Linked DNA regions of Homo sapiens: region 2 is linked to region 1. The links are chromatin loops, found by intact Hi-C in ENCODE. Cell type or tissue: heart right ventricle. All regions are shown on one strand. Links, peaks and the distances in the headings refer to the core of each region. The heading gives the core; the rest is flanking DNA.

Region 1 (5,374 bases), core at 200-5,199:
GCTTATGAACGTCATAACCTATGAATTCTAGGATTGGTGGAAGGCCCTTTGTCCTCCAGCTATCAGAAAGAAGAGAATAAAGTAAGTGATTCTGGCACCAGCAGAATCCCAAAATCACTGCTTGTCCCCACTGTCTATACCAGCAAGCCTTACTTTGTGTATGCAGCAACTCATAGCTGGGCATGGCCAAGCACTTGGGAACCTGGGAAGAGAGAGGAGACACCATATGGACAGAATTTGTTCCCCATTTAAATGTATGCATTGGAACAGCACAAAAAAAAAGTGTCACGAATCTCTCTGCAGAACTTTTACGATAGGGAGATAATTGCTGGAAATTACTGTATGGTGCTGTTAACACCAGATCAGAAGAGGCTGCCAAGCTTGGCTTCCTCCCACCCCCATGGCAGCCAAAAAACACAGGTGTCTTAAAGAAAAAAAAGTACAAAGGAGAATGCTGAATGATCAGGAAGCTTATGTGTGCTGAAGCCTCAGCCCAGCCCAGCACATCTCCAGACAGATGTCACTGAACCCACTTTCTCCTTTGCTGCCAGGTCATAACAAGGCTTCCTGATTGTGCTCACTGGTGTGGGTTTGAGGATCATGTTCTCGTTTCCTGTGGCCAGGTAGCCTCATGATTCTCTGAAGTCCATGTCCTGAAAAAGCGACAGCCCCTCTTCTTTGTCTAAGGATCGCAGGGCCTGGCATCTGCAGTGTGTCATTATAATGCACCAACCTGGGCAAGCTTGGAGACAAACTATCATTCTTTTATTTTTGTTTTTATTTTTATTTTTATTTTTTTGAGATGGAGTTTTGCTCTTGTTGCCCAGGTTGGAGTGTAATGGCGCGATCTCGGCTCTCTGTAACCTCCACCTCCCAAGCAATTCTCCTGCCTCAGCCTCCCAAGTAGCTGGATTACAGGCGCCCGCGACCACACCCGGCTGATTTTTGTATTTTTAGTAGAGATGGGGTTTCACCATGTTGGCCAGGCTAGTCTTGAACTCCTGACCTCAGGTGGTCCACCCATCTCGGCCTCCCAAAGTTCTAGGATTACAGGCATGAGCCACTGCGTCTGGCCTTTAGACACTTTTTATCCAAAAATCTGGCTTGCCAGATGACTTGAGTCCCCCAAGGTTAAGAAGTGTCTCCAGTTCGTCCTCTGGAGCAGGGTAGGACACTTCACGGAGCCACGCTGAGATGACAGAACCCTCATGTTTTCAGTGCTACCCAAAAAGCTCGTGAGAAATGCTGCAACTGACATTAATCCAAAAGCAGCTTCGATTCTTTTGGGTATTGTTCATATACGATAGGAGGGATGGGGTGGGGGAAACGCAGGCAGCTAAACAGCTCTTAGAAAGACAATTTTTCCCTTTGTTTTTGGCTGCTGGATAGAAGTATATTTCAATTTTCTAGTCAGCAAGTTAAGCCAGCTGCACACACAGTGGCTTGACAAAGAAGGAGGCTAGTATGAAAAAATATTAAAATGCAAAACACATTTCAGAGGCAGCCTTCTCCTCAAATTGCGTGGTCACAGGGAGAATTCATAAATCAGAAATGAGGTCAAGTGTTGGTGTTGAGTTCAGCTCTGTTTGTCCCTTGATATTATTATTATGATGCCCAGATGAGAAATATAAAGGAGAGAAGGCCAAGCGAAAACATCTGTCCTCCTAATCCATCAGCTGCAAAACATCAGTTTTAGGACAGCACCAAAATAAGCATTCCAAGAGAAGAAATCTGTATAATCAGCATCGGCCCATTTTTTAATTAAATCAGTCATTTACAAAGACACACCCTTGGTTTGGGGTTCAGGTTTCAAAAGAAAATAGTACATCCAGAAATCTATGCTCTAAAGCTTGTGAACTTTATAGGCCAAAGTCTGAGTGAGCCAAGGTCAAATCTGAAACAGCCAAGGCGGAAGGTAGAGTGAGCCACAGTTGTTCACAAGCTTAAGGGGTGAGGAGAAGAAAGTCAAATACATTATAGGCAGACCCGATATTTTTAGTGGGCTGTTTGTCCCCTAAAGATGTTTTTGTTGTTGTTGTTGTTTTGAGACAGAGTTTCACTCTTGCTGCCCAGGCTGGAGTGCAGTGGCACGGCCTCGGCTCACTGCAATCTCCGCCTCCCCGGTTCAAGCAGTTCTCCTGCCTCAGCCTCCCAAGTAGCTGGGATTACAGGCATGCGCCACCATGCCTGGCTAATTTTGTATTTTTAGTAGAAACAAGGTTTCTTCATGTTGGTCAGGCTGATCTTGAACTCCCAATCTCAAGTGATCTGCCCGCCCCGGCCTCCCAAAGTGCTGGGATTACAGGCGTGAGCCACTGCGCCCAGCTTAAAGATGTATTTTTAAGTTGCTTACTTGAAAAGACCTAGGAATACATTTCCTCATAAGAACAATGACTTTAAGATACTCGTATTCTTGGATCAGCCCACAGAATTCCATTAGGGACAGTGTAACTAAAAATCACCTCTGGTCACCCTAACATCCCCAAGGGAGATGGAGCTGGGAGGAACTGGTTGTAACTCATGGCAACGTTCGGGAGAGATTTTAGCAGCCAGGTGGGAAGGGGCCAACACCACAGGTGTGGAGTTTGTGCACTGCACAAAGCAGCTGGCTGGAGGCCAAGAAGAGGCTGAAATCCAGCCTGCCCTCTACCAGCCAAGCTGAGGCTGCAGCGTAGGGCTGTGTCAGCTGGAGCAGGGGCCTTTTTCTAACTTGTGCAAAGAGCTCTGGCCCAGATAAGCTCTAGAGGTTCCAATAGTTACAGCAAAGCATGGCTTTTCTAGAAGAGAGTATCAGTCCGGGAGAGGCAAGAGAGAAGCTGCCATTTACACACACATTTGTATGTCTGGGTCACTGAGCACTTGAGTGGGTTTACACTTGGCCCAGCCAAAACCTCTTCTTGCAGCCAAGCTTAGTCCTCTCCAAATTTTCTCATACTACTTTGAGACTCCCTAGTTGACCTGGCTACTTCAGTGAGAGGATGGCAATTAAAAGTGAACTCATGGCTGGGCACAGTGGCTCACGCCTGTAATCCCAACACTTTGGGAGGCCGAGGCAGGTGGATCACAAGGTCAGGAGTTCGAGACCAGCCTGGCTAACATGGTGAAACCCTGTCTCTACTAAAATAATACAAAAATTAGCTGGGCATGATGGCTTGTGCCTGTAATCTCTGTTACTTGGGAGGCTGAGGCAGGAGAATTGCTTGAACCAGGGAGGCGGAGGTTGCAGTGAGCCAAGATCATGCCACTGCACTCCAGCCTGGGTGACAGAGTGAGACTCTGTCTCAAAAAAAAAAAAGTGAACTCAGAAAAGGCTTATTACACCTTAGGGCTGGGGTTGGTGGGTGAATGAGAAGAAGATACCTCTGGAAATTTTCAGTAGAACCGAACCCCACCAAACAGACTGGGGAGTGCCTGACTGCAGCTCCTGCTGTGGTGGAATCCAGAAACTGTTCGGAGACAGAGGAAGGGGAAGAAGGAATTGCCGCCACATGGTGTGTTGGGGCCGTGAGGAAAGGGAGCTGCAGGAAATGGCCCCACCCAACTTGAATGAGGATGAATGATCCTTATCAAGGCCTCTGTTGTAATAGAAGAAAGGCAAACAAATGGTTCAAATAAACAATTTTCTGATATATATATGTTTTACCACACACTCTCACAAGTTTAAAAAACCAAACAAGCGGCCAGGCATGATGGCTCACGCCTGTAATCCCAGCTCTTTGGGAGGCCAAGGCAGGTGGATCATCTGAGGTCAGGAGTTCAAGACTAGCCTGGCCAACATGGTGAAACCCCTGTCTCTACTAAAAATACAAAAATTAGCTGGGTATGGTGGCCCACGCCTGTAATCCCAGCTTCTCAGGAGGCTGAGGCAGGAAAATCACTTGAAGCCAGGAGGCAGAGGTTGCAGTGAGCCAAGATCGCGCCACTGCACTCCAGCCTGGGCAACAGAGCGAGACTCCATCTCAAAAAAACAAAAAACAAACAAATAAAAACCAAACAAGCAAACACAGACACCACGGACACATGCATGCCTCAGGATGTGAGGAGAAAGATGTGGGGGTCTATGTAAACACTCTCTTCTATCCAGCCTCCAACTCGAGTTAGAGCAACAGCAGTAGCTTCACCCTGCCCGATGGAAAGGCTGTGTCTCCCATTACGCCTGCCTGGGCAGCAGGGACAGATGTGGACACCCCACAGCCCAGCAGTGCACGCTCTGCAGAGGCAGCTCTGGTGTGTGGAGCCACATCTCCCAGGCCAGTAGCTCCATCAGTGCGACTTGTGAGACTCTTATCAGGGAACAGGACGTTAGCAGTTGCAGTTCCAAAGTGTATTATTCAGGGCATGTCAACTGTCGTAGGGAATCCCAAAATCCTAGTCTTCATGCTGTAGCCCACTGTGGCTGAGCCGTCACTCAGGGCCAGGCTCCTTCCACCTCATGGCTGTGTCACTGTTAGTTTCCCAAAGATGTCTCTGTTCGGTCAGTGGAGAGGAGAGAGAATAACGATTGTGCAGGAGAGGTTTGAGGGGCCAGGGCTGAGAGTGGCCAGCAGCATTTCCACTCACATTTCATTGGCTGGAACACAGTTACTGGCCACACTTAACACAAGGGAGGCTGGGGAAGAGAATGTAGCTGTGTGCCCAGGAACCAGAGGAGATGATGGGTATGGTATTTGTTTGTGACCCCCAGGTAGGAGATTCCTTCCATTCCTTTGTATCTGCACTTGTTCAGGTAAGAGAGTTGCTGCTGTGACTGTGACTGATAAAGGCAGGGCCAGGAACCAGGGTGTAACTATCATCCTCTTATGTTCAGGCAAAATGTCACCCAGGGCCTCCCACGGGGCATTGGTGTGGTCACCCACGCCTTTGTCTCCCAGCCTGGCTCCTGCAACAGGTTTCCTCTAACCAGGCCTCTTTTGAAATTGATCTGCCCCAACAGTTGCAAACCCCAGCTGCTCCTTTACTTCCTCCACCAGTAGCAAGAGAATCAATTATCCCTGCCCTCAGTGAACCACCGCGTTTGCTGATCTGCCAAAGGATAGGATTCAAGGTCTCAGCCTTGCCCACAAAGCTACACTTAATCTGGACCTAATCGCTTCAGCAATTGCTTTTTGCCCTCGGTCCCCACCTGGCAACAACAAAAACACCACCTCAGAGTTTTAGGAATCTAGAAACCCTACCCCTCAGGGGAGACAGGGACAGGCATGCATAATAACTTCCATTTGTGTAGAATGGTGAGGAAAGTAAATGCTCACCATCTTTAAGGCTGAGTCTCACTGTGGGCTTCTCACAGTGATAGCCTGTGGTTGCTTCGTCTCTAGCTATGAAAATTCCCGAGCATCTCTGTGTGGAGCCCTCAGTTCATATTCATTTTAGACTT
Region 2 (5,374 bases), core at 262-5,261, 120 kb before region 1:
TGCAGAGTCCCTTACATGGGACGCTAAGGTGCAGGATGCTGTGTGACCAGGTTTGGGGAACAAAATCTACAGATAGAAAGGCGAAGACCCTAGCATAGTGGGGCAAGACAGCAGCCCTCTGAGAAGAGAGGCACTTGCTGCTGTTTTGTACATCGGTCCTGCACCGGGCCTCACGGGCAGGGAGCCCCGCTTTAATCAGGCTTCCACACCTCACGGAGGGCTTCTTCCAGCTTCTGCCTGTAGGCTGTGTAGCGCCTCTTCAGGTTCTGCAGCTGTTCATCTTCTTCCTTGTCCAAGATGCGCAAGAAATTCTGTAGTTCTGGAAGGCTGAAGGCTTCCCACTGTCAGGAAACACAGAAAGAAAAATGCCAGATGTTTAATACTCAGTTAGACTTAGGAATGCTGACCAGGAGCTCCCAGAGGTGCGGCTGCCCTCCCCTCCCAGCCCCATGCCGCAGAAGGTGTGGTCTGCAAGAGCTGGGGTGTTGCCAGCCTAAGGGCTCCCTCCACTCCCACTCCCACCTCAGCTCACACCAATCACCTTCCTACCCTCTCCTCCCACTGTTCAAGACGATCTCCCTAAAAGCCAGAGACCTCCATATCCCTAAGTCTATTGGACACTTTCATTCCTTACCTGATTTGACCCCCAACAGCATTAAAAACAATTCGACAGTCCTTTCATCTTAACCTCGAGTCCTCATTGTAACTGACTTTCTTACCTCGCATAATCAGTCTTATCACCCCCAAACAGTTCTCCATTCAGCCTTTTCTCCCTCGGTACGGCCCCTTGGTGCTAGCTACTATCATCTATTCCTGCATCGCTGGAACAGCTTCCTACCTGGCCTCCTCACTCGGCTCTTATGCTCCCCCATCTGTTCCCCAAACAGAACATCCTTTGTAAAATGCTCATCTGGCCAAGACTCTCCCCTGCTTAGAACCATCCAATGGCTTCCCTTAGTTGCTGATGCTGTCTGAAAGACTCTAAACTCTCCGGCCCCATCTCTCTCTCACCGAGCTTCACTCTCTGCCCAAGTGGCACGCATTCTCCCCTCCTCCACTTTGCCTGGCTATGAACTACTCATCCTCCCCATCTCAGCTTAAATGCCACTTTCTCTAAGCAGCTTTCCACAACTTCCTCTCCTCTCTTCCCACCCAAGGCTAAGTGTATCAAAAGCCTTCACAGAGCCCCTGATCACAACCAAGATTTTTAAATTACAATTATTTGCTTAATATCTATCTCACCTGCACCTTACCTACACCACAGCTGCCGTACTTCTCGCTATTTGGAGTTTATCTCTTGCCTTGAGGCTCTGAGCCTTGTTTCCCTAACAGCTCCTAGTACTTATTTAGCAGGCACAAAATAAGTTTTTAGGCTGGGCATTGTGGCTCATGCCTATAATCCTAGCACTTTGGAATGCTTAGGCAGGAGGATCATTTGAGCCCAGAAGTTCAAGACCAGAAGTTCGAGACCAGCCTGGGCAAAATAGTGACACCAGGTCGCTACAAAAAATTTAAAAATTATCTGGCTGTGGCAGTACATTCCTGTAGTCCCAGTTACTTGGGAGGCTGAGGTAGGAGGATTGCTTGAGCCCGGGAGATTGAGGCTGCAGTGAGCCATGATTGCGCCACTGTACTCCAGCCTGGGTGACAGTGCAAGACCTAGTCTCTTTAAAAAGAAAAAAAAAAAAATTAAAACAGATTTTAAAAAATAGAAGCAGTGAATGTCAAGGAGGGTATCTAGCATCATCTACGAGGTTTTTTCCAAACACATCCTCCTCTCCCAAAGGGGGCCCTGGATCCTGGTGGAGAACTGCTGTCTGATGGTGTAGAGAAAAGATTCAAGATAACCAAATACAAACAAAGAGTGAAAAATAAGTAAATCCACCAAATGGGCTCAGTGGTAGAAGAATTCCTGGAGAACAGTTTAGGCTGGTTATTTAAAAAAAAAAAAAAAAAAAAGAGCAACATGGAGTAGGAGAGCAAAACTTCTACGTTAGAATATTCTGTTAATTTTTAAAATTTTAACAGATTATCTTTCACCTATGTTGAAGTCTCCAAAATAAAGACATCATATAAATATCCCTCCCACCCCCTAACAGCTATGGAAATTTCTTCCTCAGTTCAGTTTTCCTTAAATAACTGAGAAATAAGAACACCATACAGAGGTCCAGTACAGCAGTCTGGAACAATAAAACCCAATGTCAAGTCAATTTCAAAACTAAGTTAAGGCCAGGTGCAGTGGCTCATGCCTGTAATCCCAGCACTTTGGGAGGCTGAGGTGGGAGGATTGCTTGAGCCCAGGAGTTTGAGACCAGCTTGGGCAACGTAGTGAGACCCTATCTCTAATTATAATTAAAATACAATAAAATAACCAAGTTAATAAAATTCTTGCCCAATGTAGTTCTAGTTGCTACTTAAAACACTAAGTACAAGAAAAATAAAACACTGAGTAGACTATGCTAATGTGTCTGGCTTAAGCTGGCAGAGGGAATGGTCACCATCTGCAAAGCCAAGTCAGATTTCTGCACCCTGCCTTCTCCCCAAAATGAGTCTGAATGTCTTGAAAAGCTTCAAAACACCAGAATCAAAAGAAACTTCAAAAACATGTAAAACCACTGTCTTCCTAAAACTCCCTTCACTTACATGTATACATTTCTAATTGTGACTCAAAGCCCACCTTGTAAAGTGTTTAGTCCCACTTAACAGATTTTAAAACTGAGGGCTAAAAGATTAGAAGACTTATCCAAGGTCATGCTACTAATCTAACAAACAGTAGGAAACAGAGCCGTTTCCTAACTTTTAACCTAGAAACCCTATTCTCAATTGCACCATGTAGGACATTTCACACCATTTCCTGTTCCAGACAGAAGACTGGGACAGGAGCTTGGGATTTGCTCAAGTGTCATTTAAAGCTGACACTTGATCTAGAGGGCAGGCTCAAGTGCTTTTTTTCTTCTACTGAACTGGCTAAATACAATCCTCCCTGGAGACAACATGGCAAATGATGCACATGGAAACATAATTTCTTAATCAGTTGACTGGGCAAGGGGGAAAAAAAAGATGCTAGAAAGCTAAATGCCTTCCATGGTAAAGAGATCGAATTTCCTTTTATATCCCTTTAGAAGGGAATTAGCCTGGAGACTTTTGTTAGTAGCAAACACATGGTGAGTGTCAACTTTCAAAGTTCAGCTGGACTGGAGTATTTTGGAGGTGGGAAGGGGTGAAAATGACTCTCTGGATGGAGATCAAGTAAAAAAACTTTATTTTCTCCCACCTCTGAAAATGACAGACTAATAATATAAGGTTGTGAGAGAATGACATCATAGGCTAACTTTGGGTTCATTTCTGACAATTCAAAATCCCTCTCCCTCTCCCTGCCCTCCAACTCTCTTCTCTTCCCATCCCCCTGCCCTCCAACTCTCTTCTCTTCCCATCCCCCATCAATAGCCAAGTCACTAGGCTACTGCAATAAAATAGGGCCAGCTGTTCTGTATAGTTTAAAGCAATAGTGAACAATAACTTACCTCTCCAATTTCATGTTCACGAAGAACAAAACTAAGTGTGTCTGTTCTGGGCCCTGCTACCAAACGCAGGTAGAGTGGATGTTCCCGGTCTGAGAGCTTGCAGGCGTAGACTGGGTAAAGAAACAAGCAGCATGTTACAGAGTATTCAGCCATTCCTGAGACCACTTCCCCATTGTGATCCCCTCCTCCAGATCAAGGTAACCATCCAAGTTACCCCAGCCTCTAAGTCGCCAGTCGGCTCATCTTATTATTTAATACCAGTAGCCCACAGTGGAATAAAATCTATTCTGTTTCTGTTCAAATATAAACTGTGCCTTGATTAAGAAGGAAATTATTTTCAAGAATAAATTTTAATAGATATTAGTCCCAAAATATGCTTATAGTTAGCTCTGCTCTTCCTTTTAGAAAACAAGGTAAGAGCCAGGCATGGTGGCTCATGCCTGTAATCCCAATACTTTGGGAGGCCGAGGTGGGCGGGTCACCTGAGGCCAGCAGTTTGAGACCAGCCTGGCCAACATGGCAAAACCCTGTCTCTACTAAAAATACAAAAAATCAGCCGGGCGTGGTGGCGGGCACCTGTAATCCCAGCTACTTGGGAGGCCGAGGCAGGAGAATCACTCAAACCTGGGAGGTGGAGGTTGGAGTGAGCCGAGATCGTGCCATTGCGCTCCTGCCTGGGCAACAAGAGTGAAACTCTGTCTCAAAAAATAAATAAAATTTTTTTTAAATGAAAAAAAAAAGGCAAGATAAGAAACCTAAAAAAGGGTCCACTACTCCTTTAAAAACAATAAAAATAGGCCAGGCATAGTGGCTCGCACCTGTAATCCCAACACTTAAAGGCTGAGGCAGGAGGATCACTTGAGGCCTGGAGTTCGAGACCAGCCAGGGCAACATAGCAGGACCCTGGTCTCCAAAAAAAAAAAATTTTTTTTTCTAACTAGCCAGGCATAATGGGGCCCGCCTATAGTCCTAGCTACTTAGGAGGCTGAGGCAAGAGCATCACTTGAGCCCAGGAGTTCAAGGTTACAATGAGCTATGATCATGCCATGGTACTCCAGCCTAGGTGACAGAGTAAGACGCTGTCTCAAAAACCAAGGCCAGGCGTGGTGGCTCATACCTGTAATCCCAGCACTTTGGGAGGCCGAGACAGGCAGATTGCCTGGGGTCAGGAGTTTGAGACCAGCCTGGCCACCAACATGGTGAAACTCTGTCTCTACTAAAAATACAAAAGTTAGCTGGGCATGGTGGTGGGCACTTGTAATTGTAGCTACTTGGGAGGCTGAGGCAGGAGAATCACTGGAACCCAGGAGGCGGAGGTTGCAGTGAGCCGAGATTGTGCCACTGCACACCAGCCTGGGCAACAGAGCAAGACTCCGTCTCAAACAAACAAACAAAAAACAAATTTAAAAAAAAATGTATATACCATCCAAAGAACATAAAAACAAGAGTTCTAAAAGCAAATCTCTCTACAGATTAATTAAGAATTAGCGAGGCCAGGCGCGGTGGCTCACACCTGCAATCCCAGCACTTTGGGAGGCTGAGGCGGGCGGATCACAAGGTCAGGAGATCGAGACCATCCTAGCTAACACAGTGAAATCCCGTCTCTACTAAAAACACAAAAAAATTAGCCAGACGTGGTGGCGGGCGCCTGTAAGTCCCAGCTACTCGGGAGGCTGAGGCAGGAGAATGGCGTGAACCCGGGAGGTGGAGCTTGCAGTGAGCCAAGATTGCGCCACTGCACCTCCAGCCTGGGTGACAGAACGAGACTCCGTCTCAAAAAAAAAAAAAGAATTAGCGAATTAGCAGCTACAAACCAAGCAATCAGAATATAAGCTCCGGTAGCTTCAAGC

What was found. Peaks named below come from ENCODE experiments on the same cell type or tissue, not always from the same donor. Only the 100,000 strongest peaks of a DNase experiment are listed, where the experiment ranks them.
Region 2: a loop joins it to region 1, with 4 times the contacts of the local background. A loop is called at or near these places in 35 of 110 quality-filtered maps.

What each region holds. Positions count from the first base shown.
Region 1 is chr12:64,566,637-64,572,010 of GRCh38, reverse strand. It overlaps a transcript of RASSF3 not described here. Among named protein-coding and RNA genes, the nearest start is that of RASSF3-DT, 40 kb to the left of the region's middle. In heart right ventricle, for the core only: a CTCF peak has its summit at 2,659; a DNase peak (open chromatin) is centred at 2,520; H3K27ac peaks cover 3,315 bases.
Region 2 is chr12:64,689,730-64,695,103 of GRCh38, reverse strand. RASSF3 (Ras association domain family member 3) reads right to left here. Exons shown (of 5, transcript NM_178169.4): 4 at 3,525-3,634; 5 at 1-341. The coding sequence ends at 192. Among named protein-coding and RNA genes, the nearest start is that of GNS, 67 kb to the left of the region's middle. RefSeq lists a silencer at 621-915. In heart right ventricle, for the core only: no CTCF peak of the experiment used is centred there; no DNase peak of the experiment used is centred there; H3K27ac peaks cover 591 bases.